Regions from separate parts of the Homo sapiens genome. Here region 1 is linked to region 2. Evidence: read pairs that join two places in POLR2A ChIA-PET (ENCODE). Cell type or tissue: Panc1. All regions are shown on one strand. Links, peaks and the distances in the headings refer to the core of each region. The heading gives the core; the rest is flanking DNA.

The links. ChIA-PET counts read pairs that join two places held together with the same protein. Peaks named below come from ENCODE experiments on the same cell type or tissue, not always from the same donor. Only the 100,000 strongest peaks of a DNase experiment are listed, where the experiment ranks them.
Region 1: POLR2A ChIA-PET joins it to region 2 with 6 read pairs; 2 of 35 experiments call an interaction of 5 or more read pairs at or near these places.

Annotation. Positions count from the first base shown.
Region 1 is chr5:177,955,313-177,970,283 of GRCh38, reverse strand. LOC100128340 (a long non-coding RNA gene) reads right to left here. Exons shown (of 4, transcript NR_149047.1): 3 at 12,622-12,675; 4 at 10,484-10,565. Among named protein-coding and RNA genes, the nearest start is that of PROP1, 33 kb to the left of the region's middle. RefSeq lists enhancers at 3,548-4,048, 11,699-12,218. In Panc1, for the core only: no CTCF peak of the experiment used is centred there; no DNase peak of the experiment used is centred there.
Region 2 is chr5:177,526,955-177,541,925 of GRCh38, reverse strand. It overlaps FAM193B (family with sequence similarity 193 member B), which reads left to right. Exons shown (of 9, transcript NM_001190946.3): 2 at 2,779-3,021; 3 at 3,819-4,053; 4 at 5,181-5,568; 5 at 9,285-9,483. Among named protein-coding and RNA genes, the nearest start is that of DDX41, 17 kb to the right of the region's middle. In Panc1, for the core only: no CTCF peak of the experiment used is centred there; no DNase peak of the experiment used is centred there; H3K4me3 peaks cover 347 bases; H3K27ac peaks cover 2,888 bases.

The sequences.
Region 1 (14,971 bases), core at 7,313-11,312, 420 kb before region 2:
GCTGTCCCCTACATTCTCTTCTAGGAGTTTCATGGTTTCATATCTTATTTATGTCTTTTATCTAGTTTGAGTTGATTTTCTATAGGGTGTAAGATAAGGGCCCAATTTCATGGTTTGGCCTGTGAAAATCCAGTTTTACAGCATCATTTATTGAAGAAACTGTCTTTTTTCCACTGTGTCCTCTTGGTTGCTCTTGTTGAAAGTTAGTTGACAGTGTATGTTTTGATTTATTTCTAGGCTTCTTATTCTGTTCCATTGGTCTATGTTTTTGTTTTGATGCCAATACCATATATTGTTCTTATTACTATAGCTTTGTATGTAATTTTAAATCACGTAGTGTTATGCCTCCAGCACTAATTTTTTTCCTCTGTATTGTGTTAGCTTGGGGTTTTTTGTGGTTCCATGTCAATTGCAGGATTGTATTTTTCTATGTCTGTGAAAAATGCGATTAGAATTTTGATAGGGATTGTCTTAAAAACTGTATATTTGCTTTGGATAGTATGCCATTTTAACAATTTTAATTCTTCCAATTCAGAAATGTGGGATGTTTTTACATTGTTTGTGTATTCTTAAATTTCTCTCATCGGTGTTTTATAGTTTTCAGTGTACTAGTCTTTCACCTTCTTGTCTAAATTTATTCCTAAGTATTTTATTTTGATTGGTGCTACTGTAAATGGGATTGTTTTCTTGATTTGTTTTTCAGCTAGATTGTTATTTGTGTATAGAAACGCTCCTGATTTTTGTATGTTGAGTTTGTATGCTGCAACTTTACTGAATTCATTTAGTTTTAACATTTTCTTATGGGAAATCTGAGGTTTTTTCATATGGATCATGTCATCTGCAAATAGAGATAATTTGTTTCTTTTTTTAGTTGCCTTTTTTTAAATTTGTCTAATTGCTCTTGCTAGTACTTCCAGTACCATGTTGAATAAAAGTGACAAGGCTAGGCATCCCTGTCTTGAACTCAATCTTAGTGGAAAGACTTTCAATTGTTCCCCATTGATTATGATGTTAGCTGTGGGTTTTTTAGAGGCGGCCTTTATTATTTAGAGGAGCTTTCTTTTCCATCCGTCTCAGCTCAGCCTGGGGACTTCCCATCAAGTGAGGCACTTGTTCAGCTCTTGCATTAGGGACTGTGATTTCTCTGGCTGACCAAGGCATTGATTCTCTGGAAAGCAGGGCACAAATCAGCTCAGGCCCCAACGGCTAGGGTGCCACAGCAACTGGGAGGGGCAGGACACAGCAGCATGGCCCCACAGGGTGGGGTGTATGCTACGGTGTGGATGTGGTTTGTCCCCACCAAAACACATGTTGAAATTTGATTCCCGATGTGGTGGTGGTGGGAGGTGGGGGCTAGTGGGAGGTATTTGGGTGATGGGCAGACCCTTCATGAATAGATGAACGCTGTCTCGTGGGACTGGATGAGTTACCAGGCGTGGGGTGTTATGGAAGTGAGTTTGGCTTCCTGGACCCTCTTGCTTCCTCTCTTGCCATGTGCTCTCCTTGCCTGTGCTGGTTTCCCCTTCCACGTTCTGCCAGGAGTTGGAGCAGCACAAGCCCCTCACCGTGTGCACTGCCCAATCTCAGACTTTCCAGTCACCAGAATATTGAGCCAAAAAAGCCTCTTTTTTAAAAATAAACTACCCAGTCTTGGCCTGGTGCGGTGGCTCACGCCTCTAATCGCAGGATTTTGGGAGGCCGAGGCGGGCGGATCACAAGGTCAGGAGATTGAGACCATCCTGGCCAACACAGTGAAACCCTGTCTCCGCTAAAAATACACAAAATTAGCTGGGCGTGGTGGCGGGCGCCTGTAGTCCCAGCTACTCGGGAGGCTGAGGCAGGAGAATGGCGTGAACCCAGGAGGCGTAGCTTGCAGTGAGCCAAGATTGCACCACTGCACTCCAGCCTGGGTGAGAGAGCGAGACTCTGTCTCAAAAAAAAAATAAAATTAATAATAATAATAAAATTACCCAGTCTTAGATATTCTGTTATAGCTGCACTGAACCTTAAGTACATTGAATTTTATTTGGGTCTCCTTAGTTTTACTTAGTTAATTTCATGGTTTTAAAGTCTTGTACATTTTTGCAGTCTTTAATAAGACAAAACGCTGAGATGTTGGACATTTGAATGCCAAAGGTGATATGAGACATTTAGCATTTCATATTTTGGGAATAGTACCTTATGATTGAAAACTGGGGCCAGGTGTGGTGGCTTATGCCTGTAATCCCAGCACTTTGGGAGGCCGAGGCAGGCAGATCACCTGAGATCTGGAGCTGGAGACCAGCCTGGCCAACGTGGCAAAACCCCGTCTCTGCTAAAAATACAAAAATTACCTGGGCATCACGTTGCATGCCTGTAATCCCAGCTACTTGGGAGGTTGAGGAAGGAGAATTGCTTGAACCTGGGATGCAAAGGTTGCAGTGAGGCGAGATTAGGCTCCGGCCTGGGTAACAGAGCCAGACTCCATCTTAAAAAAAAAAAAAAAAAAAGCGGGGGGAGAGAGAGAGAGAGAGAGATGAAAGAAGGAAGGGAGGGAGGAAGGAAAAAATTGGGTTTACAAGTATGAGCTACTATGCCTGGCCAAGTGCCCAGAGGCTGTGTGCTGTGGGGAGTGCGGTGCCCCGACTGAGGCAGGCACAGGGTCCCAGCTCCTGTTGTCAGATGTGACAGACTCTCGGAGAATGGGAAAGCAATGCCACTTTTCCCACAAATCACTTTTGCTTTGGAAAATATTTTTCACAAAAAGATGCTATTTATGTTGCTCTGTAATGGTCTTGTTTCTGTTATTTGAAAACAGATTAATAAATATTTTAAATGTGACTCAGCTTCCATTTCTTTTCATTGTTGTTAGTCATGGTTCCTTTTATTCTCTTTTCCCTCAGCTCTATTCAGGTATAACTGATCAACATTGTATATGTTTACACTTTACAATGTAAATTAAAATTAAATTTCTAAGCCCCTCAATGAACTGAACGGATCCTCCTCTCAGCCAAGGGGACCCAAATAAACCTGAAAACTTCATTCAGGCCATGAGGGAGAAGAGGGGTCGGGCACGCCTCAGTATTCCCTCCACCCTTTGTGGTTCAGACCCAACTGAGCAGCAGTGACATGAAAATAGAGATCCTAAGACTGACGGAAGAAACGCCTTGTAGCAATAAGATACCCAACTTCCAATGCGCTCTGGTATAGCATCACCTGAAAGCAGGTCCTGAAGGAAGTCTGAGTATTTTACCCCGAGACAGATTTCTCTGACATTTTTTGGAATGGCCCAACACAGCTGTCTCTTTGTGGGAAATTTGCAATCTGTAGAGCATATGGCTCCATCACTAGGTCTTTCCAGAAAGTCTGTTACCTTTTAAGTCCAATAAGAGACGTTTACGTCTATCCTCTCTGAAGCCCTCTGCCTGGAAGTGTCATTTACGTGACAAGAACCTTGGCTCCCACAACTTCCCAAACTCCCACCCCCGACCACACCATGTTACCTAATTGAAGCTGATTTCAACTTTTAAGACAGAGTTTAACCCTTTCAACCAACTGCCAATCAAGAAACCTTTGAATCCAACTGTGACCTGGAACCCACCCCCAGCACGCCACCCGATTCCCCAGACAGAAGGCATGGAAGCCATGCATCCAGGACCCCCCAGCCCCATACGCCTTGCTCTATGCAGATCATTTCTAATCAAATTGTAAATATAGCCCTTTTCTGAATTCTCTGAGTCATTTCTAGTGAAGTTTTGAACCTGAGGAAGTCATGGTAATCCTTGAATTTATAGCCAGTTTGTCAGAAGTGCAGGTGGCTTGGGGACTCCCAAAGTTCAGCTGGTGTCTGAAGTAAGGGCAGTTTTGTGGGACTCAGCTCTGGAGTTGTGGAATCTGGTGCTAACCCTGAGTGGTGAGGGTCGGAACTGCCTTGCAGTCCACCCGGTTAGGCTCCACATATACGCTGTGGAGTAATGGGGACGGCATTCCTTGTTGAGAAAGCTTACACCTGCAACTCTGCTGTCTAGGCGGAGTATAACACCAGCGGAAACAGACGTGGGCACAGACACACGGCCGCCCCACACAAATCCCACCCCACACAGACACACCCCACCGCCCACGCGCACAAACTCATACCAGCTAAAGGAAACGCAACTGCTTGTGGAAACACGGTCACAGTGCTTTACCTGGAAAATAATGTTCCTTCATCACCACCAATCCTCATTCTAACCAGAAAGCTGGAGTCAGGGTGGCTCCCCAGACGAAAGCCAGCAAGGAAGACTCACCTTCCCTATCATCTAGATTTCTCCTTCACAAGTGGCACATGCAGAATATGCATGAATTTTCCCCTCTGAGGCCACCTACAGTGACAGAAAAGAAGGCACTACAGTACCATAGGTTCCGATGTGTTCTCTAAGCACAGGTGGGTTTTTTTTTTTGTTGTTTGTTTGTTTGTTTCTTCCTGTTGACTTTATAAAACAAGAGGATAAATAGGGGTCAAGTCAAAGGAATCTATTTTTTTCTTTTTTCTTTTTTTTTTTTTTTGAGACAGAGTCTTGCTCTGTCCCCCAGGCTGGAGTGCAGTGGCGTGATCTTGGCTCACTGCAACCTACGCCTCCCAGGTTCAAGCGAATTCTCTGCCTCAGCCTCCTGCATAGCTGGGACTACAGGCACGTGCCACCACGCCTAGCTAATTTTTTGTATTTTAGCAGAGACGGGGTTTCACCATGTTGGTCAGGATGGTCTCTATCTCCTGGCCTCATGATCTGCCCACCTTGGCCTCTCAAAGTGCTGGGATTACAGGCGTGAGCCACTGTGCCCGGCCAAGTCAAAGGAATCTAAAAGCAAGGGTAGAGAAAACCTACTCCTGTCATAGGGCAGACTTTTGCTGGAGAATGTGTCTGTCATGTCTATTGTTTTTTGTTTTTTTTGTTTGTTTGTTTGTTTTTTGAGGTGGAGTCTCCGTCAACCAGACTGGAGTGCAGTGGTGCAATCTCGGCTCACTACAACCTCCACCTCCCGGGTTCAAGAAGTTCTCTTGCCTCAGCCTCCCAAGTAGCTGGGATTACAGGCATGTGCCACGACGCCTGGCTAATTTTGGCATTTTTAGTAGAGATGGGATTTCGCCATATTGACGAGGCTGGTCATGAACTCCTGACCTCAGGTGATCCACTCGCCTAGGCCTCCCAAGTGCTGGGATTATAGGCCACCACGCCCGGCCTGTCATGTTTATTTCAATCAGCAGTTGCAAAATTATTAACCCACGGAGGAAATAATTGCTACTGAGGAAAAGGCTCTCTATGCACAGTGAAGAACCTGACACAACCCAGCTTATGTGCCCTCCTGAATCAGGCCTCGTTTGGTAAGAGACTTCTTTCCCAAGCCCTTGAGGAAACAGCCGCTAACCTCTGTAATGTATGTGGCCACGTTTCCATAACTGAACTCAATTGATAAAACAGCAAAGCACCACTTCTACCTCAGAAAAAGAAAGACAATCTTAACCTGGCATTAGATGGGACCCCTCATCTGTCCTGCCACTAGGAAGCCACTGTAATTCATCCTCTGGAGGAGCTGGGTGGACGGGGCGGTGGTGGGACATCGGGATGCTGCCCGTGCATGGCCCCACCCCAGCTGGACATGAGAGTTGCAAAAACAAGGTGCTAGACGCAAGCTATAACCGACCATGCCGAGTTCACGTTTGTCCCGTCCCTAGGTTGTGTATGTGCCAGGATTTGAGCACTTCTAGGGCATATGCTGACAACGTTATCGAATACCACAAACCATCGCCTCAGTTCCTAGTTTTGGGTCAGATACTGAGAATCAGTCCTAGCACTGACAGAGATTGACAGTTGTCCTTGTCTCCCAACATTCAGAATCTGTGAGCTGCCCAGAGGCATCTGGACTTTCTATGTGCTTTTAATGCATCCCTCAGCATGGCCAGAATGAAGACATCAGAAAATACCAATTGTTGGAGAGGCTGGGGAGCAACCAAACTGTCTTCCTCAGCTGGCGTGATATCCGTTGCACGCTCCACCTGGGAAACTCTGTCAGTAGCTGCTGAAAGTGGACAAGCACATCTGCGATGACCGGCGACCCCTTGGGTGGAGAATATCCGGCAGAAAAGAGCGTGTGTGCTCCCCAAAGACACTCACAGGAAAGCAGCACTTTCATCACCTCCCAAAGCCATAACCACCCAAACCCTCACTGACAGTAGAACCTGTGAACAGATTCTAGGACATTTCAGCCCTGGCACGCTATGTCCCCGCGGGAAGGACAGATCCTTAAACACATGCGACAACGTGGGCCAATCTCGCAAAACAGAGTAAATGAAGCTCACACAAAAGGAGTCCTGATCTCCTTTATTTCCAAGGAGGCTGCAGTTACCCTTGATGGGGAGGCTCACCACAGGAAGCTGGCCGCAGAAGACTTATCGGGGATGGCTTCCAGTCATGGGTTTTGTTGTGGTTTTCATTTCAATCTGGTTAATGATTAAATTTCATGAAAATTCATTGAGCTGTACATTTATGACAGGAATGACTTTTTGCTATGTATACAATATTTCAATTAAAAGTAAAAAAAAAAGAAGAAATAAACAGCATGTCTCAAACACATTATGAAAATCTCAGCTGGGCGCGGTGGCTCACACCTGTAATCCCAGTACTTTGGGAGGCCGAGGCGGGCGGATCATGAGGTGAAGAGATCGAGACCCATCCTGGCCAACGTGGTGAAACCCTGTGTCTACTAAAAATACAAAAATTAGCTAGATGTGGTGGTGGGCGCCTGTAATCCCAGCTACTCGGGAGGCTGAGGCAGGAGAATCACTTGAACCCTGGAGACAGAGGTTATAGTGAGCTGAGATCATGCTACTGCACTCCAGCCTGGCAACAGAGCGAGATTCCGTCCCAAAACAAAAACAAAAACAAAAGAAGAAAGAAAGAAAATCTCAGCAGATATGGAGTGGCAGGTAGGGTAGCTGAAGGATCTGTCATAAACCCAGAGTCACACGACTGTACCCAAGTGCAGAGATGGCATCAGGACTTTTAGAGTAACTGTCTTCACAGCACCAGAAAGCCCCAGATTGCTGCAGGACTCTCCAGCACTCACACCTATTTAACCACAGGGCAGAATACTCCCAAAACAGCACTGACAAGCGCTTATCTGGTTCAACGGAGGGTGGAAGAGGAGAGGGTTGGGATCAACAGGTACCTGACTACCTCACACATCCAGGTGCCAGCAATGGTCCCAGGAGGCTGGGACCTTCTTTCTCCTTGGTCAGATCACAATGCTCCTATAAATCTTTAACAAACCACAGTTAGCTGTTTACATACTTTCCATTAATCCCACAGTTAGTTGCAAAAACTACATGATTACCGCTTTTGCGTTTTATCTTAGCGCTCTAAAATTATGCTAGCTTATATGCAGGGATGAGAAAAAGCCCATTAAATAAAAATGGAGTCAGTTTTGTTAGCACTTTTCCTGTTTCACTGTTGCAGGATCATGGCTCCTTTCTGAGAAAAACCACAGGAAAACTTGACCATGTACACGTGGAACCTAATAAGTGCTGACTCAATGTCACCATGGCCATCATTCCCTCTACCACGCTCCCTCCTCAGTGTCACCATGGCCATCATTCCCTCTGCCACACTCCCTCCTCAATGTCAGCCATGGCCATCATTCCCTCTGCCACGCTCCCTCCTCAATATCACCATGGCCATCATTCCCTCTGCCAGCTCCCTCCTCAATGTCAGCCATGGCCATCATTCCCTCTGCCACGCTCCCTCCTCAGTGTCACCATGGCCATCATTCCCTCTGCCACGCTCCCTCCTCAGTGTCACCATGGCCATCGTTCCCTCTGCCACGCTCCCTCCTGAATGTCAGCCATGGCCATCGTTCCCTCTGCCAGCTCCCTCCTCAATGTCAGCCACGGCCATCGTTCCCTCTGCCACGCTCCCTCCTGAATGTCAGCCATGGCCATCGTTCCCTCTGCCAGCTCCCTCCTCAATGTCAGCCATGGCCATCGTTCCCTCTGCCACGCTCCCTCCTCAGTGTCAGCCACGGCCATCGTTCCCTCTGCCACGCTCCCTCCTCAGTGTCAGCCACGGCCATCGTTCCCTCTGCCACGCTCCCTCCTCAGTGTCACCACGGCCATCGTTCCCTCTGCCACGCTCCCTCCTCAGTGTCACCACGGCCATCGTTCCCTCTGCCACGCTCCCTCCTCAGTGTCACCACGGCCATCGTTCCCTCTGCCACGCTCCCTCCTCAGTGTCACCACGGCCATCGTTCCCTCTGCCACGCTCCCTCCTCAGTGTCACCACGGCCATCGTTCCCTCTGCCACGCTCCCTCCTCAGTGTCACCACGGCCATCGTTCCCTCTGCCACGCTCCCTCCTCAGTGTCACCACGGCCATCGTTCCCTCTGCCACGCTCCCTCCTCAGTGTCACCACGGCCATCGTTCCCTCTGCCACGCTCCCTCCTCAGTGTCACCACGGCCATCGTTCCCTCTGCCACGCTCCCTCCTCAGTGTCACCACGGCCATCGTTCCCTCTGCCACGCTCCCTCCTCAGTGTCACCATGGCCATCGTTCCTTCTGCCACGCTCCCTCCTCAATGTCAGCCATGGCCATCGTTCCCTCTGCCAGCTCCCTCCTCAATGTCAGCCATGGCCATCGTTCCCTCTGCCACGCTCCCTCCTCAGTGTCACCATGGCCATCGTTCCCTCTGCCACGCTCCCTCCTCAGTGTCACCATGGCCATCGTTCCCTCTGCCACGCTCCCTCCTCAGTGTCACCATGGCCATCGTTCCCTCTGCCACGCTCCCTCCTCAGTGTCACCATGGCCATCGTTCCCTCTGCCACGCTCCCTCCTCAATATCACCACGGCCATCATTCCCTCTGCCACGCTCCCTCCTCAGTTTCACCATGGCCATCATTCCCTCTGCCACGCTCCCTCTTCAGTGTCACCACGGCCATCATTCCCTCTGCCAGCTCCTTCCTCAATGTCAGCCATGGCCATCGTTCCCTCTGCCACGCTCCCTCCTCAGTGTCACCACGGCCATCATTCCCTCTGCCACGCTCCCTCCTCAGTGTCACCACGGCCATCATTCCCTCTGCCACGCTCCCTCCTCAGTGTCACCATGGCCATCATTCCACCTCCAGGTGAGTCAGCATTGGCACCATTGAGGACAGATGATAATCATTTTCCACAACAATGACAATCACAACCAATCTCACCGGCCAGTGTGTTGTGGCCACCGCCAGATCCCCAGGGAGGCCTCACAATGGGGACTCTTCCATGGGGACCGGCCATCTGCCTGCTCCACGTCTTCTCATTTGCTTTTCTTAAGCTTCTCACATCTCTCCAATAGCCAGAGAGAGTACCGCGCACCAAAGGGTTAGCTATGAGGCCTGACCCAAGACAGGAGGAAAAGTGGTTCAAAAGTTCTAGCACACTAGGGTGTTCCTCTCCATTGTGGGTGACTTCGCTTGTTCCTGACACACTTCACACCCATGGCGTCTGTGTCTGGGAGGCTGTTCAGATCCACGGCTGCTGCTGAGGGTGCTCCGCATACTTCACAGGACTTCATTTTCTTTCCCCAGAAACACTCTGAAGTCACACAGTGAGTGGCGCACCTCATCACTGACGCTAAATCCCGACTCCTCTTGCTCCTCTTGACAGTCTCGAGGTCTTGCCATTCACGGCCTCAGAAAGCCGGCACAGCCGTCTCAGGCCAGGCCTGTTTTCTCCTGCAGTACGTTCTCGTGTTTTTATTTTTCCTTTTTTTGAGACAGAGTCCTCGCTCTGTCACCCAGGCTGGAGTGCAGTGGCGTGATCTCGGCTCACTCCGAGCTCCGCCTCCCGGGTTCACGCCATTCTCCTGCCTCAGCCTCCCGAGTAGCTGGGACTACAGGCGCGCGCCACCACGCCCAGCTAGTTTTTTGTATTTTTAGTAGAGACGGGGTTTCACCGTGTTAGCCAGGATGGTCTCCATCTCCTGACCTCATGATCCGCCTGCCTCAGCCTCCCAAACTGCTGGGATTACAGGCGTGAGCCACCGCGCCCAGCCAAATAAATCTTTAAGAGATTTTGAAGAGTCTTCACAAATTTTATGTCAATGTGGATATAGCTAATGACTCACATACATTAGCATACATATTTTTGATAATTCAATAAATTTTATTCCCAAGTACGTACAGATTTTATTTCCAAGATGATGATAAGAAAATTGGAAGATGGGAAATACTTTTTAGCAACATGGTTTTTCACTTGTGTATCTGCTAAAATCCTGGGGTGTCACATAGACACGCTAAACCTCGTCTCTACTAAAAACACAAAAAATTAGCTGGGCGTGGTGGCGGGTGCCTGTAGTCCCAGCTACTCAGGAGGCTGAGGCAGGAGAATGGCGTGAACCTGGGAGGCAGAGCTTGCAGTGAGCCAAGATCACGCCACTGCACTCCAGCCTGGGCAACAGAGTGAGACTCTGTCCCAAAAAAAAAAAAAAAAGGAGGAGGGGAATGAAAGGAGATGAAAGAGGAGATAAATTACATTCAGATGGTGGCCTCTTCTGTCGGCATTAAATTGGCCAAATGACCTTCAGGGTGTCCAGAGCAGCAGCGGTGATGGGGCAGCCATGGGAAGGAAAGGGGAGAGTTAGAGTCGAGGGGCCATTTGGGCCCCGCTGTCCTGGGGCTGTGACGCCAACCCCAGAGGCTCTAGTGTGCTCATCTCTAGAGTCCTCTCCACAGCCTGGATCACTTCCTCCCTACAGCGAGGGAGGGGCCTCTGATTTCCCACATGCTTTCCCAGCCTTCAAATTCCATAACCCTCAAATTCCCCAGGGAGGGGAGGCCCGTGTCATCCCCTTTCCCCAGGAGGCGGCCACTGTCTCCATGATGCTCTGTGCCTGGCACAGACTTCCCTCTCTGCTCTAACCGTTAGGGCCTGATTTTGTTCTCCTGATTGATGCCCGTTTCCTTTCTCCATGTCAACCTCCACCAGTGCTACTGGTCTCCAATAGAACAACATTGGAAAGAAGGGCACTGCCAGTCCTTCCAGTAAATCCATGGATCCCACCCTAGGTCAGGGACATGGCCACAGGCCTGGGTTGTGTTGGGATCTGTGAGAGATGATGATGACCAAAGCCTGGGATGACCCTGGAAATGTAAACTATTCAAGCCTAACAAGAATCCCACTAGCATCTCAATGATTGGCAAGGACAGAACGGGATTCCAGGGAAAGCCCGTTTTCCCATTGCCTTAATCCGCAGGTGAAGCCGTGGTTGTTAGCATATGAACGAAGGGGCCCTGCCAGGGTTTGCCTGAGCTGTGGGAGGACTGGGCGGAAGGGCACCTGGCCGGCCTGACCCAGGGAACACGCTGGGCCTGATGGCAGCGTGGGGAACAGGACAAGGCTGCCAGGCCAGAGCAAAGGGCGTGACAAAAAATTGAGCCCTGTGCCGGCTGCCCAGTGGCCCCGTCCTGGGCGTGGTGGATTCCTGGAGCCAGGTCACGGGGAGGGTGAGAGCCAGTGCCTGCAGCAACACAGCAGCCCCTCCACGCATGTCCCCTAGGATTCCTGCCAGCCACGGAGGGCCTCGGTGACAGCTGGACACTGACTTCTCAAATGAAACCCAATTAAGGCTTCATTCCTAACCCAAGGATTTGGGATTGGGTGAGGAGTGGCCAGAAACATGCTGAAGCGTGGGCTTCCCCTCGCGACCCCACGGCGGGTGAAGCGTGGGCTTCCCCTCGTGCCTCCACAGCCGGGGCATACATATTCATCCCAGAGGAAGGATTCTCTGCATCATCCAACCCTGTGGGTGCCTTTCAACCCGGAGCCGATGGTGAGGACGGGACAGGAAGGTGCTGCTGCAGGTCCCAAGGGTGCAGAGGGAGAGGGTGGACTCCTCCCACCTCCTGGCACACACGTGGGAGACTTTGTCTCCAGGGAGACTTAGGGGCTGTGAGGGGCTGTGTCCCACATCACTCCCCGCATAGCACCAAATGCCACACCCACATACTAATCCCGTGTTCTCCATTCACAAAGGATGCCATCCCATCAAAACCCAAGGATTTAGTGCTTTCTGTGGCACAGGCAGGAAAGATCTGGTTTTCTGCAAAAGGTCATCTTTAAACACCAGAGCAAGAAATGAATATGACAAGCAGAGCACACACAACATCCATGCAAACACAACCTCTTAGGACTCTGTCTTAATTAAAATACAAAAGGAGGCCGGGCTCGGTGGCTCTTGCCTATAATCCCAGCACTTTGGGAGGCCGAGGTGAACAGATCTCGAGTCCAGGATTTCAAGACTAGCCTGGGCAACATGGCGAAACCCTGTCTCTACAAAAAGTACAAAACTTAGCCAAGCATGGTGGCATGCACCTGTATTCTCAGCTACTTTCTGGAGGCTGAGGTGGAACGATTGATTGAGCCCAGGAGACGGAGGTTGAGCCACAGTGGCACACTGACTGCACTCTAGCCTGGGTGACAGAGTAAGACCCTGTCTCCAAAAAGAAAAAGAAAAAAAAAAGGAATAAATCAGACTTCTGCACCTGGCTCCTTTTCCATTTACTGATTTTATAGCCCCAATCCTACTGCGCCCGTAAGAACCCTCTGCACAGGCCCCACCTGGAGTCCTTCTCTACCTGAAGAGGCTTCATCCTTATGGCTGCAGTCAGGCAAGCTGTCCTTGAGCCCATCTGTAGAGACACAAACATCAGCAGAAAGGTGATTCCAGAGAGTTACTCACCCAGCTCTTCTACTCTATGTGCAACCACGTGGAGGACACAAGGTCTCCTGCCTTGTCCTGTGTCCTCAGATTCTCCCTGTGCTCTGTGGACTCAGAGGCTGTCAACAAGGCACGGCTCATAGTCGAGAGCCTTCAGGTGAGAGGGAGGAGCTGACGACATTCCCTTCCAGCTGTACACTTCCACTGGACCATTACGGCTCTCACCTGCAAACCGATAACCCTGAAATTCCAGCTTTGATGCATGTGCTTTGAGTTAGATGAGTTCAGTGAACACAACTGATGCGAGGCTCACAGAAGCTGCATGAGAGAAGGTTCTGGGAGGATGGAAATGTTTTCTGCAGTATAGACATATGGCTACTGTGCACTCAAAGTATAGCTCTGGTGAGGAGGTCCTGAATTTTAAATTTTACTATTTTATTTTTGAGACAGGGTCTTGCTCTGTCACCCAGGCTGGAGTGCAGTGGTGCGATCTCAGCTCACTGCAACCTCCGCCTCCCAGGTTCAAGCGATTCTCCTGCCTCAGCCTCCCAAATAGCTGTAACTACAGTTGTGCACCAACACACCCGGCTAATTTTTGTATTTTTAGTAGAGACAGGGTTTCACCTTGTTGGCCAGGCTGGTCTTGAACTCCTGACCTCAGGTGATCTGCCCACCTCGGCCTCTCAAAGTGCTGGGATTACAGGCGTGAGCCACCGCACCTGGCCTCCTCCTGACACTTTTACAAAACATTTTGCTGACCAAGAACGATACAGAAATTTTGTCTCCAGTGTTCAAATATGCATGTCAAGGAGGAAAACAAATTCTGAAGGAACTTTTTTAAAAGGCAACTACCTGAAAAACTGTGATAAAATATGTGTAACACGAAATTTCCCATCTGCATCATTTCAAGTGTTCAGTAATGTTAAGAGCCTTCAATTGGCATGCTACCATCACCTCCATCATCTCCGGAGGTCGTTCCTCATCCTCACTGAAACTCTGCCTGTTAAACAGCCACTCCCCTTTCCCTCCTCCCTCCAGCCCCTGGCTTCCTACTAGACCTAGTATACTTCAAGCATGCCCCTGTATACTTCATAGACACATTCTACTTTGTGTCTCTATGAAATATACTAGGTACTTCATGTGAGTGGAAATACACAATATTTGTCCTTTTGTGTCTGCCTTATGTCATTCAGCATAGTCCTCAAGATTCATTTATGTTGAGGCCTAGGTCCAAATACCCTTTTTTTGTAAGGTTGAATAATATTCCATTGTATGTACATACCGCATGTTATTGATCCCTTCGTCTGTCAATGGATATGAGTTGCTCCCACCTTTTATCTATTTTGAATAACACGGCTATCAACAGGGATGGGTGTCTCTTTATTTCCTTGCTTTCAATTTTTGGGGGATATAAACCCAGAAGTGGAATTGCTGGAGCGTCCCTAGGTATAATTTCCGAGGAACTGCCTTACTGTTTACTAGAGGGGCGGCACTATTTTACATTCCCACCAGCAGCGCACAAGGGTTCCAGTCTCTCCACATCTTCACCAACATTCGTTATTTTCTGGGTTTTCTTTGATACTAGTCAATGTAGTAGGAGTGAAATGGAATCTCGTTGTCATTTCCATCTGCCTAATGATTAGTGATGCTGAGTATGGAAAAATGTCCATTCAAGTCCTTTGCTCGTTTGCTTTTTTTTTTTTAAGACAGAATCTCACTCTGTCACCCAGGCTGGAGTGCAGTGGCGTGATCTCGGCTCACTGCAACTTCCACCTCCCAAGTTTAAGCAAGTCTCCTGCCTCAGCCTCCCAAATAGCTGAGATTACGGGCACGTGCCACCACACCCGGCTAATTTTTGTAGTTTTACTAGAGACGGGTTTCACCGTGTTGGCCAGGCTGGTCTCAAACTCCTGACCTCAGGTGATCTGCCTGCCTCGGCCTCCCAAAGTGCTGGGATTACAGGCATGAGCCACCGTGCCCGGCCTTACTCATTTCTGAATTTGACTGTTAGGTTTTTGTTATTTTAATTGAAGTGTAATATTCATACAGAGAAGCCACCAGTCCCCAGAGGGCAGCTTGGTAAATTATCATAGAGTGAATACGTCTGGGACACCAGCCCTCAGATCAAGAAATAGAATAATACCAGAGCCACCCTCCCCCAGAGCACTAAGATCATCGCTATCCTGACTTCTCACCAGATGTTTCTTTGGCCTGTTTTAGGGCTTCGCAGAAACACAATCGTGCCGTACGCATTCATTTGTGTCTGG
Region 2 (14,971 bases), core at 3,013-7,012:
TACATAGCATTTACACTGTATTAAATATAAGTAATCTGGAGATTGTGGGAGGGTGTGCATTGGTTATATACAAATATGACACCATTTTATATCAGAGATTGGAGCATCTGCAGATTTTGGTATCTGGGGGGTGTCCTGGAACTGATCCCCCATGAGTACTAAGGGATGACTGTATATTGTGCTTTATAGGCCACATAAAGAATTTCAGGCTGGGCACAGTGGCTCACGCCTGTAATCCTAGTACTTTGGGAGGCCGAGGCGGGCGGATCACGAGGTCAGGAGATTGAGACCATCCTGGCTAACACCGTGAAACCCCGTCTCCACTAAAAATACAAAAAAATTAGCCGGGCGTGGTGGCGGGCACCTGTAGTCCCGGCTACTCGGGAGGCTGAGGCAGGAGAATGGCGTGAACCTGGGAGGCGGAGCTTGCAGTGAGCCGAGATCGTACCACTGCACTCCAGCCTGGGCGACAGAGCGAGACTCCGTCTCAAAAGAAGAAAAAAAAAAGAATTTCGAGAATAACTATACAAGATTTTAATTGTATGTACTGACTTTCGAACCTAGCATGCAAATGAAATGAAACCGTTGTAGTAAAATTACATGTCTTGGTGCTCGCCTTGTGGTCATCATCATGGCAGGAAAAGGGACTCTATCTAGAGTTACTGTGGCACTTCGTAGCTATGGAAAGTTTCCTCTTTGCCTTAATTTCTCTGAATACCATCCTTCTCTATCCACCTTCCACCCCTGCAGTTGCCATTAAACAACTGTCTTGCTCATTGAAATGTTCCCTTGGCAGACACTGATTTAGGCTGTATCTTTTGTGAGTTCCACATGTAAAATTTCTGTCTCTCTGGTACTCTTTTTCTAAGTTCCTTGTACTTCCGAAAGTTTCATTATGCTTCTGGTACTACTGTTTGGTTCCTTTCTTTTTTGAGAAACCAAGGACCCAAGTCAGTGTAATGGTAACATTAGAGGTTTAAGGATACCCTAATGCTAACTCATTATGAGAAAGTAATTTCACGGGAGAAAAATGATGGCATTATCTTATTGGTAGGATGAGGGTGATACCCTTATTATTCCCGTAGGCCTCTGCAGACACATGTTACCCAGTGTTGGGTAAGTTTGGAAGGTATGTCAGTTAACTACCATTGCATAACAAACCACCTCCAAAACCTAGTGGTTTAAAACAATACCACTTTCTATCTCTCATGAGTCTGCTCTCGGCTGGGCTCACTCATGTTTCTCTGATCAGCTGGCCAATCAGCTGGGAAGACTTTGCTTTCTCCACAAGTCTCTCACATCCCTCCAGCAGCTAGCCTGGTCTCGCTCTCAGGCCATGGCAGAGGTTCAGGAGTGAGCAAGCCCAGCCGTGCATGGAAACAAGTGGAAATGTATACACACCTTTCAGGTTTATGGCTGGCAGCCTATTTGCTAACATCCCATTGGCCAAAGTGACATAGTCAAGCCCAGTGTCAGAGTGGGGGCAGATACAAAGTTGTAGGATATAGGAAGCTATTAATTGGAGGCATTAAATGTAATCAGTCTCCCAGTCAGGACCCCTCAATGTGAAAGCAAACCTACAGACTTATATTTGTTTTTCTTTTTTTTTTTTTTTTTTTGAGACGGAGTCTCGCTCTGTCGCCCAGGCTGGAGTGCAGTGGCGCGATCTTGGCTCACTGCAAGCTCCGCCTCCCAGGTTCAAGCGATTCTCCTGCCCCAGCCTCCCGAGTAGCTGGGACTACAGGTGCTTGCCACCATGCCCAGCTAATTTTTTTGTGTTTTTAGTGGAGACGGGGTTTCACTGTGTTAGCCAGGATGGTTTCGATCTCCTGACCTCGTGATCCGCCCACCTGGACCTCCCAAAGTGCTGGGATTACAGGCATGAGCTACCGCGCCCGGCCTGAGTTATATTTCTAAGCAAGTTTGTCACAGAAGGCAAAAAAAAAAGTCCAAATAATGACTGTATTGGGCCTATGCTATGGGCATACACAGGGTAGACACTTTACCTGCTACGCAGTGATGATCCTTACAACAACTCTGCAAGGTAGGTAGGAATTGGAGCCCAGAGAAGTTAAATAACTTGCTCAAGGTCACCCAGCCAGTATGTGTTCAGGCAGGAATTAGAATGCATATCTGTTTGATTTCAAAGCCCAGACTGTTTTCACCATACTCACTACCTCTCAGGAGCACCAACCAGAGCCTTACCTTCCCTCTGACACAATTTCCCATTGAGTTGATGCTTTCTGACTAGCTGTACAAACGCCTCCTCCAAAATGTTGCTGCGATCCTAAGGGAATTGTGCAATTCTTCAGAAAACCCACACATTCTCCTAAACTGTCCACTGACTAAAAGCATTCTTTCCTTCCAGATGGGCATTGGTCCCTGGGCTGTACAGGCAGCCCAAGAATTGTGGACACTCCCAGCCATGCCAGAGAGGGAAGGGCCATCTTCTCTTTAACCTTTAAGATTTGGGGATGTCAGAGAATTAGGATATTTGAGCATGAGTTTTGGAGCCAGACTCACTAGGGTTCAACCACTCGCTAGCTTTTAACCTTGGGCAACTCATTTAACTTCTTGAAATCTGTTTCTTCATCTTAAAAAATGGGAATAAGAACACCTCGTTTGCAGAGCTGTTACAAGGACTAAATTTTAATTATGTCTAAAAAGTGCCTAACCCAGTGCCTGGCACGTAATAAGTGGCATTACTAATATTGTTACTATTATTTTGAAGGAGAGCCTTTCCCCTCCTGGGAAACCCTGTTTCTGTCTGTTGGACAGGTCCCCCCCGCCTCCAGCCAGCCTGTGCAGACTTGCTGCCTGCTGTGTCACCGGGAACGCAAAGGCTGGGAAGAAGGCCCTTCTCAAAATGGACTGGTGTTGCAGGGTGAGAAGCTGCCCCCTGACTTCATGCCAAAGCTCGTCAAGAATCTCCTAGGCGAGATGCCTCTGTGGGTCTGCCAGAGTTGCCGAAAGAGCATGGAGGAAGATGAAAGGCAGACAGGTCGAGAACATGCAGTGGCGGTAGGTAACCGCTGACAGGGGTCCCTGAATGCAGGAGGGCTCCTCCCCAAGGAAGTCAGGCTGTTCCCTGTCCTCAGGTGGCTCTCCTTGGGCAGCTCCCATGCCCAGGCACTGAGAGACTTCTGGGCTGCACTGGCACAGCATTGGCAGCTCAAGTTCAGATTTGGGGGAAGAAGAGAAACTTCTGGCAGCCCACCGGTCAGTCCCTCAGGGTGGTCTGTGCACAGGATGAGGGCCCACTCATAGGTACTGGTAGATCACGAGCCTGCTGCCTTCGGCTCTGTGGCAGCTTGAAAGCCAACCAGTATGACATGGGAGACAGAGATGAGTTTGAGGGTCTGAAATGTGCCCTAGTTAGAAGGACAGACACTTGGGAGTCATCTAAGTCTGCTGTTTCATGAATCACGATGGCCAGACTTTCCTCATTTCTCACGTCGCTGCAGATCTTCCCTTTTACCCAGGAACAGTTTAGCTTCAGGACTCCTGGTCAAAAGGCCCTTCCTGTCATTGGCCGCTCTCTACTCCCCAAAGGCCCGCAGTTCACAGGCAGTCTCTGCCCCTACCAGAGTCTCTCTCCCCAGTCTCCACACATTGCATGTAAGTGGGACCACCGCAGCCCTTTCCCAGCAAAGGCCTGGCCCTCATTTGTTCTTATAGCTGGAGTTGTATTAATTGTGTTTTTGCTATGGCACATGGTCTGGAGGAGAAGGAGCTCCCTCAGGAAAAGCTGAGGCAGCAGAGGGTCAGCTCCGATGTTTGCTGTTTGACCGTGAGCCTTTTTCCTCCCCCTTCTCCAGATCTCCTTGTCACACACATCCTGCAAATCACAGTCTTGTGGAGATGACTCTCATTCGTCCTCGTCTTCCTCCTCATCATCCTCATCCTCGTCCTCCTCTTCCTGCCCTGGGAACTCGGGAGACTGGGATCCTAGCTCGTTCCTGTCGGCACATAAGCTCTCGGGCCTCTGGAATTCCCCACATTCCAGTGGGGCCATGCCAGGCAGCTCTCTTGGGAGTCCTCCTACCATCCCCGGTGAGTCTCCAGGCTCGGGAGAGAGCCAGGCCCTATAAATGTGGACAGCTGTGTTTTCCTATCCACTTTGTTCAAACAAATCATAAGACTGGTTACTAAAATAAGTAAAAGTGGAACTGTTCTGGTGGAAGCAGGGGCAGCTTAGACCTTGACTATTTCTGGAACTCCTTTCCCCACAACTCTGAACTTGAAAAATACTGCTAATAGAAAAACGTTTGCCTCTCAAAGTTGTCATTGGCTCTGGTAGTTCACATTGGATCAAGAGGGCATCCGGTGAGGTCTGTCTGAGTAGAAAGTGGAGTCATAGGACTTAGATCACCTGACCCCTGCAGCACCACAGAGGACCTGGGCAACCTTGTCTTCCTAGGCCTTGATTTCCCCACCTAAGGGATGGGTATAAAAGCACTGAATTTAAATGCCCAAGAGATTGGCAGTGTAAGCCGTAATAGTTATTAGCTAATTTAGCAGCTGTGTAAGTCTTCTTTGACCCTGAAATAACTCTCAGAGACCCAGAGACAAAACTCTTGGGTTATTGGTTTATTATGTAAATATGATTTACTGTCATACTTCTAAATGAAGGAGCTGAGTTCTTCAAAGTGGGTCTGCTCCCAGAATTATGAGTGTTGAGCAGTATATAATTCCATTAATTTTGGTACATAAGCTAGAGAGTCATCAGAACCTTTTTCCCACTTGTCTGAAATCTGGGGCCCTCAGGGGTCTGGCATGCCCTGCTGCTGTGGTACACGTGGCACAGAGGCAGAGCCTGGGCCTGCTGCTCCACTGGCTTCTGCAGATCATCCTCCAGGCCTGAGGAGCACCTGTGTACAAGCAGATCCTAGAGAGACCCTCAGAGACAGAATGCATATCTTCTGCTCATGCTGCAGAAAAGGCATGGGGCCTTGTGTGGAATCAGCATTCCTAGTACCTTCTTGCTTGGGCCTGGGCTCCTTGAGCCTGCTCAGCTGTGTTGCTGCCCACACAGAATCTTCTGCAGCTCCAGGGTCCCCTGTGCTGAGAGGCTGTGCCCTCTTGTCACAGAAGCAGGATGCTGTGGCAGTGAGCCTGTGGGCTTTCCTTCCCAGGTCTGGGCTCCCATTCTGACCCCTTTCTCCTCCCTCTGCCCACAGGTGAGGCTTTCCCCGTCTCGGAGCACCACCAGCACTCAGACCTCACTGCTCCCCCTAACAGCCCCACCGGCCACCACCCGCAGCCAGCATCTCTAATCCCGTCTCACCCCAGCTCCTTTGGCTCCCCACCCCACCCACACCTGCTGCCCACCACCCCGGCAGCACCTTTCCCTGCCCAGGCTTCAGAGTGCCCTGTTGCTGCTGCCACTGCCCCCCACACTCCAGGGCCATGTCAGAGCTCCCATCTACCCTCCACCAGCATGCCGCTCCTGAAGATGCCCCCACCATTCTCGGGGTGCAGCCACCCCTGCAGCGGGCACTGTGGTGGGCACTGCAGTGGGCCTCTCCTCCCACCCCCGAGCTCTCAGCCACTCCCTAGCACTCACAGGTAAGTGTGCTGCATGAAGGGCAAACTCGCTACCCACTTGAACTTAGAATTTTGGAAAATTTGGGGTTAACTTTGAGGTGGCAATTAAAAAGTAGACTATGTCTTTCCTTTCATTATTTTTCAATTGTAAAGAAGTATGTGTTTTGGCCTGGCACAGTGGCTCACACCTATACTCCTAGCGCTTTGGGAGTCCTAGGCAGGAAGATCACTTGAGCCTAGGAGTTTGAGACCAGCCTGGGCAACATGGCAAGACCCCCCTCTCTACAAAAAATTTTGAAAATTAGCCAGGCATGGTGGCATGCAACTGTAGTCCTAGCTACTCAGGAGGCTGAGGCAGGAGGATTGCCTGAACCCAGGAGTTTAGGGTTGCTGTGAGCATTGATCATGCCACTGCACTCCAGCCTGGGTGACAGAGCTTTAAAAAAAAAAAAAAAAATAGTATGTGGGGTTTTTTTGTTTTGTGTTTTGTTTTGTTTTAACTTGGAACAATTCAGAAATGTATAAGGAAAAAAATGTCTTCACAACCTAAACTTCTACCACTGTGGTATATTTTCACCATGTTTCTGTATATAAATAACATACTTAGATATTTGATATACCTTTCGTGTAGTAGTAATTTTTTAACATTATGTCATGATCATTTCCCCAGTTAAAATTCTTCAAGAAACTTTTCAATAGTCATATAATGTCTTACTGTATAGCTCAAGCATACTTTATCATTCCCCTATTCCTGGATATCTAGGCATTTCCAGTTGTTTAACCATAATGAATGAGACTGTAATAAGCATCCCTGCACCTAAATCTGTTTGAATGAGAAATCATGTCCTTCAGGGAGATTCCTAGAAGTAACTCTTAAGTACTAAGAAAGGTTATACTAACATATATTTGAAAGAGAATTCTTTGGAGAAGATAGAGGTATATTTTTATGTTAGAAATCAGATCTGTGTTTATCATGCATTTCTATCTTCCTATTGGAAAGTCTCCTGTGTCTGGCACATGCCGGGTTGACAGTGTCTGCAGTCTGCCACCCGCCGGTTTTCACTTAGCGTTGCCTCCTCAGCATATTTGTGTTCTCTTGTGGTGTTCTTAGCCTCTAGCTTCAAAGGCTGGAGAACATCGACCGCAATTCATGTTACTGTTCTCTAGTTGCTGAGCATTTGGGTTATTCGGACATTTTAACATTACCAACAGTGTCTCTAAAGATGTCTTTTCTTAAAGCCTTTTTCCTCTTTTGGATTTTTCTTGTTGGAATCAAGTTCTCAGAATGAAAAAAGTTACTAGTTAAAGGCTGTTTAGGTGTTTTTTGTTCTCTTTGAGGGTTCTTAATACACATTGAAAAACTGCTATCCAAAGGGGTCTCCAAACTGATGTAACCACCAATGAGTGCTGGTTTCCCATATTCACAAGCACACTATTTTAATTTTTCTAAAATCAATTTTGTGGCCTGGTGCCCAGCTCATGCCTATAATCCCAGCCCTTTGGGAGGCCGAGGCAGAAAGATTGCTTGAGCCCAGGAGTTGGAGACTAGCAAGGGCAACATAATGAGACTCTGTCTCTACAAAAAATTTAAAAACTAGTGGGGCATAATGTGCATGCCTCTAGTTCCAGCTACTTAGGTTGCGGGGGCTGAAGTGGGACAGGATCGCTTGAGCCTGGGAGATACAGGCTGCAGTGAGCTGACATCGTGCCACTGAACTCTAGCCTAGGCAACAAAGTGAGAGCCAGTCTCAAAATAGAAAATAAAATCAATTTTGCTGGCCAGGCGCGGTGGCTCATTCCTGTAATCCCAGCACTTTGGGAGGCTGAGGTGAGCAGATCACGAGGTCAAGAATTCCAGACCAGCCTGGCCAGCATGGTGAAACCTCATCTCTATTAAAAATACAAAAAAAAAAAATTAGCTGGGCATGGTGGCGTGTGTCTGTAGTCCCAGCTACTCAGGAGGCTGAGGCAGGAGAATCGCATGAACCTGGGAGGCGGAGGTTGCAGTGAGCCGAGGTCGCAACACTGCACTCCATCCAGCTTGGGCAACAGAGCGAGACTCCGTCTCCAAAAAAAAAAAAAAAAAATCAGTTTTGCTAATGCAATAGATAATGAATGGTTGGTTTAGAACAAACTTCTGTAAGCACCACTGATAATGATTCCTGCCACCATCTTTTTTAATCCACGTCACATGCTTAGCATCCTTTCTAGCAGCAGAGAGGGCTGCTTTGGACTGCCCTGGAAGCTGGGCCTCCACACAGCTCCTTGAGCTCCGTCCTTGCTCTCAGTTCCCCTGCCACCTCAGCCTCAGCCCAGCGTTGGGACCAGCCCAATGGGTGCTTCAGCTGCTCATGGCCCAGCCTAAGGCTTCAGCTCTTCCTGGCTCAAATTATGGGATGTTTCAGGCGTATGTCTCATTCTTACCCTGGGAAAATACTCTGTATTACAAGATATCCCAGTGCTTCCTGAAATCCAGAGGCAGAACAATACAGTGGAGAGAATATGAGCTTTGCATAGAGAGAAACGTGGGCTTGAGTTCCCCACATCTCCCCTGCCTGCACCCACCATGTACCCCTTCTCAGGGCACTGTGCACATCTCACTTTATCCTCCTGTTTATCGTGCATCATTGTCACTGTCTGTTTGCATCCTTGAGTCCTGGCCACCTGTTGGGCAAAGCAGTCAAGTACTCAGCTTCACTCTCTACCACTGCAAAGTGGGGATAATGACACTTATTTTGGAGGACTTGGGGGATGGTTAGAAATAATATGCCAAGGCCGGGCGCAGTGGCTCACGCCTGTAATCCCAGCACTTTGGGAGGCCGAGGCAGGTGGATCAACTAGGTCAGGAGATCGAGACCATCCTGGCTAACATGGTGAAACCCCATCTCTACTAAAAATACAAGAAAATTAGCCGGGCGTGGTTGCGGGCGCCTGTAGTCCCAGCTACTCGGGAGGCTGAGGCAGGAGAATGGCGTGAACCTGGGAGGCGGAGTTTGCAGTGAGCCGAGATCATGCCACTGCACTCCAGCCTGGGCGACACAGCAAGACTCCGTCTCAAAAAAAAAAAAAAAATGCCGACTCTAGAACCTGGCACAAACAGTGGCTCTTATAGTTGGTGTCCCAGAAGTCACTTGCTTTTTCTCAACTCCGTGCCCTGTGGTTAAGGCAGCTCCACCCATCTACTCCAGAGCACCAGAGTCTGCTCAGAAGCACCTTAGAAAGTGAAAGGAGACTGGCCTCATGGATAGCCCTGAGTGTTCCAGAGGAGCCTTCAGCCCACTAATGGGTTCAGGCCTATTTATTGAGCACCTGCTGTGTGCAGGGTTGTTATGCTACACACTGGGACCCAAAAACTGAAGCAACACAGCCCCTGCCCTTGAGGCGTGCAGTCCAGTTTGAGAGACAAATGCGCAAACAGACCATGACAGTGACGCACAATAAGCAGAAGATGGAGTGACGTGTGCACAGTAACCTGAGAAGGGGTGCATGGTGGGTGCAGGCAGGGGAGGCGTGGGGAAACCTTTCCAGAAGAGCCACATTTGTGTTTGGGATGGGCCTTGAGGGACAGTGCAGGTGTTCGCCCTGTTCAGGTGAGAGGTGCAATGTAGTTGGACCACCTGGGACCTCTGTGGAGTGGGGCAAGTGAAGGGCGGTCAGGATGGCAGGTGGTGGTTGGGATGCTTCCTGGGTTTCTGCATCACCCTGCCTCACCTCTGGGCCTTCCTCCCCATCATCAGGGATCCCGGGTGCAAGGGGCACAAGTTTGCACACAGTGGCCTGGCTTGCCAGCTGCCCCAGCCCTGCGAGGCAGATGAGGGGCTGGGTGAGGAAGAGGATAGCAGCTCTGAGCGAAGCTCCTGCACCTCATCCTCCACCCACCAGAGAGATGGGAAGTTCTGTGACTGCTGCTACTGTGAGTTCTTCGGCCACAATGCGGTGAGTGAGCCTGCCCAGGCTAGAGAGGGCTGGGGGCCAGCCAAGGTGAGCAAAAGGAGCACCCTGCTCTCCCCAGAGACCCCGTTGCTCACGGTGGTAATTACCGTGCTGGGGCCGTGAGTCCTTGCACCTGCGTCTGCTCGCTTGATCCTCACAGCACATTTGTGAGGTAGGGGTTTTTAAACATTTTGCTACCTTTGCTCTTCTCATGGTTTCTCTTAAGATTGACTTTTTTTCCTTAGGCAAAAGGAAAGGAAATGGCAGAGAGAAAGCTATGATTCTGATGAGTATGTATACGTGTGTAATCCCAGAGAAGTGAACGCTTGGGAGTGATGAAGGCAGAGTGGAAGCAAAAAGGCTCTCAGTCCCCCAAGTGTGACAGCCAGCCGAGGGACAGGCCGTGAGCACAGACGGCGCCAGGAAGGAGGCTCAGATCAGAGGGCATGCTGGCTCTGGCCAGGGGGAGGAAGCAGTGCAGAAGTCTCATAAGGTGAAGAGGAGAGGGCCGCTGGTTAGGGTAGAGCAGCTGAGGATAGAAGAAATGAAAGTAATTAAATTGCTAGTCACCTTTGAGCTAGGGGTTATTATCCTCATTTTAGAGATGACAAAATTGAGGCTCACAAAGACTCGGTGACTCGCCCAAGGTCATACAGCTTCCCAGTGACGAAGCCCGGGCTCCAACTTGTTTTTCTGGCTCCCCAGTCAGTGTTTGCCCAGCTCTGCCCTGTTCCCTCCTAGTCCCTTCACCCACTGCCGCCTGGATTCAGCCTGGCTGAGAGGGTGAAGCCATGTGGCCTTGGTGGCTAATGGTAGAGAGAACAGTTGTCTTGCTTCTCATCACATACTTGGTGCCCGTGGGAGGGAGTGCTGTGGGCCCCCCAGGCCCAGGGTGTAATGTCAGCACCTCCCCCCCACCCCCAGCCACCCGCTGCCCCGACGAGTCGGAACTATACCGAGATCCGGGAGAAGCTCCGCTCGAGGCTGACCAGGCGGAAAGAGGAGCTGCCCATGAAGGGGGGCACCCTGGGCGGGATCCCTGGGGAGCCCGCCGTGGACCACCGAGATGTGGATGAGCTGCTGGAATTCATCAACAGCACGGAGCCCAAAGTCCCCAACAGCGCCAGGGCCGCCAAGCGGGCCCGGCACAAGCTGAAAAAGAAGGTGGGTGTAGGGAGAGCCCAGCTCTGCCGTCTCTCCTCCCTGAGGACCCTCGCCCCAACCCCCAGGACTTCTGGGGCATGAATGATGCTGGCTGCCAAAGGCCTCAGCTTGGCTCACTGTTCTGGGAAGGTCTGAATGAGTTTGGGAGGCATCAGGGTCAGGGATCCTGGGGGCAAATAACTGGAGGAAAAAACGTGTCATGGCCTGAGAAGTTGCTTGCTGGATTCCTCCAAGCTGAGGACTTGCTTCAGTCAGTCATTTATTCATTCAGCAAACACTTCTACAAATACTGGCAGCCAAAGTGTGACACAGTTAAGTTCTCACCCAGAAGAAGCTGTCCAGTGGGGAGACTGACACAAAACTGGACAAGCATATTAGCATGTGACAAGTACTGGGATGAGGGAAGTCCCCCATCCTGCCTGGAAATGGCTTTACAAGAGGCTGACTGTGAGTACAGACTCCTCAGGAGGGCCCTCCTGGCAGCAGGCACGGCACATTCCACAGCAGCTTGACAGCCAAAACTGAGCAGAAGAGAGGCAGGATGGACAGTGTTGTTGAGGGAGGGCCTCTGAGGCCCTGCGGAAGAGCTGTGGCTTTATCCTACCGGTGAGAGAAGTCACTGAGGGTTTTAATCAAAGCATGCACTTGGTCACACCTGCATCCTAAGATTATGCCGTGGCCAAATGGAAGGTAGCTTGGAGGATTCCAGGCAGGAAGACCTCGAGTTCGATGCCTCAGGCAGGAAACGCAGGCCAAGGGAGAGATGATTGATTGTGGGGCCAGAGAAGAAGAGAGGGATTTTCAGAGGAAGCTGAAGTGATGGGCCTTTGATCTGATGGCAGGAGAGGGAGATGGAGGCAGGGATGTCTCCCAGGTGTTTGCTTGGTGACCAGCAAGATGGTGGTGCCTTTCACTGAGCCAGGATGGGATTTGCAGAAGACAGTGAATTCAGTTGAGGCATGTTGACTCGAAGGTTCCCGTGAGACATCTAAGTGGAGAAGTGCAGGGCTAGCATTTACCAGCGCAGAGATGTAATTGAAGCCAGGGGAATGAACCAGGCCTCGGGACTGAGGACAGAACCTGGTGATCTATTCCTCGGCAGCCCTCCTGCCAGATGAGCCCCAGAGCTTGATGGCTTGTCCCTTGTGGCTTCTTTACCTCTTCACCTGCCTACTCCCAACTGCATCTGCACAGTGACACGTTTAGGAGCCCAGCATCCGAAGAGATTTGGGTGTAACAACCAGCTAGTTCCAGTTCCTGGGTGGTCAAACAGCCCTAGTGCTTTGGAAAGCAGAAGTGATTCACCATCCTTTTTCAGCCCCAAGGACAACCAGGATCCTTCTCCCGCCGCCTGAAGTAGTGAGCCAAGGGGTCCCACCGCTGCCTTCTGAAGGTGGTCAGCACTGTCTTTCTCCCATGCAGTCACCTAGCCAGAAAGGTTCAGTGGGCTGCAGTAGTCTCTGGCCTTTCCTGGCTTCTTAGGACAGTGGTTCCCAGTTAGGTCCCCAGAGAGCACATCCGGCAGTTCCCAAGTCTGATGTGCTTTTCGTAAATATGTGTGCTCAGATGTCTCTTCCCCTTTACTGATAATGCTATCTTCTCTCACCTTTTCTTCTGACAAACTTTCCTTCCAAGTTCAGTTCAGCTGTTTCCTCCTTCATAGCCATCCTTGGGTAACTTCCACTGTACTCCCAACCTACCTCATATATCTGGAGGCTCTGCTCACTCATCCCACACTGCACAGCTCCTGTCTGGCAGGCCCAGGCAGAACCAGGCAGCCCTGCCTTTCCAGACTTAGTCGTGGGGCTGCAGGCAGGGACAGACACACAGTGGCAGCGTGATGCATCAAGTGATTATGGTCATTATCTCTGTAGACAGCAGCCTCCTCCCTTGTCTCCTTCCACCTCCTGGACTTCACAGTCTGGCTCTCCACCAAAGCCCAGCTGCTCCTTCTCTCCCGCCTCAGGAAATGGAAAGAGCTCAGTGTCTCTCTGCTCCCTTCTCCCACTGCCAGCCCGTGACACTCTCACCTTGTCTTTGTGTCTTCTGTCTACACGAAGGTGAGAGAGTCATGGGCTGACAGTGGGAGAAGGGAGCAGAGAGACACCCTGCTTCTTAAAAACTGCACCCCTGGCTCTGTCATCTGTGACCTCCTGCCACTCCTCCACATCCACTGAAGACTCTCCTGCCCCGTTCTCTTCTTCCCAGGTCAATCCGTTTCTCACTCACTTGAATGGAGTAAGCATTGCTAAGTATTGGTAGGAGGGCAGGCAAATTGACCCATCACTCACTCACTCACTCACCAGTACTCAATTCCTTGTCCCGCTGTCTTTCCTTCAGACCCACTCAGAAACACTGCAGCCCTGGGTTCCACCCCAGCCTGGCTCTCCCTTTCTACAGCTCAAGAAAAGCACATGAGTGAATCTGTGGCAGCCAGCCACGTGGGCTCCCGATTGCCGAGTTCCCGTGTCGCCAGGCGGGCCTCTCATGGTTCCCTGGGCTTCCTGTACCTTAGCACGTCCATTCCCCACAGTCCTTCTGTCAGGCCTCCAGTCTTCTCAAACCGCTAGGCCTTCCGAGCCCACACCTTATTTTTTGGCAAATAGCCTCACTTTTTATTTCAATGAGGAAAAAAGCCATTATACAGGGATTCTCCCACTGTTTTGCCATTCCCACCTGCAAACATACTTTCTTCCTTGTCATGAGAGTCACCCTTTTCCCGCCTAAGGCCTGTGCGGTACTTTCTTGACCCCTCAGCCCAGCAGCAGGCTCCTGGTCTAGCTTAGCCTCTCCTCCATGCTGTTCCCGTCCACATTTCATTGTGTCCACCATTCTCTTTTTTGGAAGCAAACTGCTCCTTGAGCCTGTTACCTCTCTCTCAACCCCTCCCCAGCCTCTTTCCTCTCATCACAGCCACACTTCTTGAAAAATGATGTCTGCATTCACTGTCTTCCCTTCCACCCATTAGCTCATTGCAGGCGGTTTTCTACCCACACCCTCTCCAGAGTCACCGGTGACTTTTTTGTTGCCAAATCCATCCTCCTCTGCTGTTCCTATCGTGTTAGTCCACTAGAGAATATCTGGCATTTGTGTTTGTCCTTTTCACACATTGTCTTTGGGCTCCTCTGTCCTCAGCCAGGCAGGAAAGGGCAAGGGGAGTGCCATGTTCTCCAGATGTCTTGCCTGCCCCTCTGACGTCCTTTCTGTCTCCTTTGTGAGCTCCTCGTCCTCCACTTGACCCTCCTTCATGGGGACATCTCCCTGGGAAAGAGATGCCATCTAGAAACAGCCCAATAGTGTTTCCTCCCCACCCTGTACATCCACGTCTCCAACTGCTACTGGACACCTCCTTGTGGACGTCCCACAGGTATCTCAGACTCTGCACATCCAAAGTTCAGCTTGTTGTCTTTCTCCGAACAGGCCTGCTTTCCCTTCTCTGTTGTCTGTCTAGTCAATGGCACCGCCTCCCACCCTGTTGCCTGAGCCGGAGCACTGGGCGCCCGCCTGGGGAGTGCATCATAGTGACCTGGAATAGCATGCCTGGAACTGGATCTCAGTTTGACACTTGGCTCTGCCACACTTGCTGTATGACATTGGGCAAATCACTTAACCTCTAAGCCTCAGTTTCTTCATCCATAAAATGAGAATAACAGAACCTAAGTCGTAGATTGTTGCAGGGATGAAATGGAGCGATGCATGGAAAGGTTAGGCAGAGTGCCTGGCACATGTGAGTTCTCAGGCAGTGGGGCTGCTGTGGCAGCCATAGTGGCCATCAATGTTTCTCTGACTTTTCTCATTCTGTCTCCCTACCCAGCACCAAAAGCCCTATCCATGCCACATCGCTGATAGCTCAGACCAGTCCACCGCTCTCCACCCTACTGCCACTACCTTAAAAGCCATCAGTGGCTGGACATTGCCCTCGGGCACAAACACTGTAGGGCCTGCAGGGCCCTTCACGATCAGCCCCTGCCAGCTTTATCTCTCAGCCTCTCCTTTCTGACCTTCCTGCCCACCTGCCCCACCCAACCCCCACATCCCCCAAAAAATCTGGGCTACAGCTATACCTCTGAATGATTTGCATTCCCAGAAGATACTGAGCTTTCCCATTTCCAGCCTTTCCACTTGCTATTCCTTCTCTCTAGAAAATGCTTGTCTCACTGCCTCCGGGATGATTCCACTCCCCATTCTGTGCTCAGTGCAGATCCTCCCACCTCCAGGAAGCACTCCCTGGTGAACCAGTCTGTGTTGGGAGCATCTCCTCTAGATTCCCAGATCACCCCGTGCTTTCTTCCATGCAGCACTTGTCACTGTCACTCTGAATTCAACA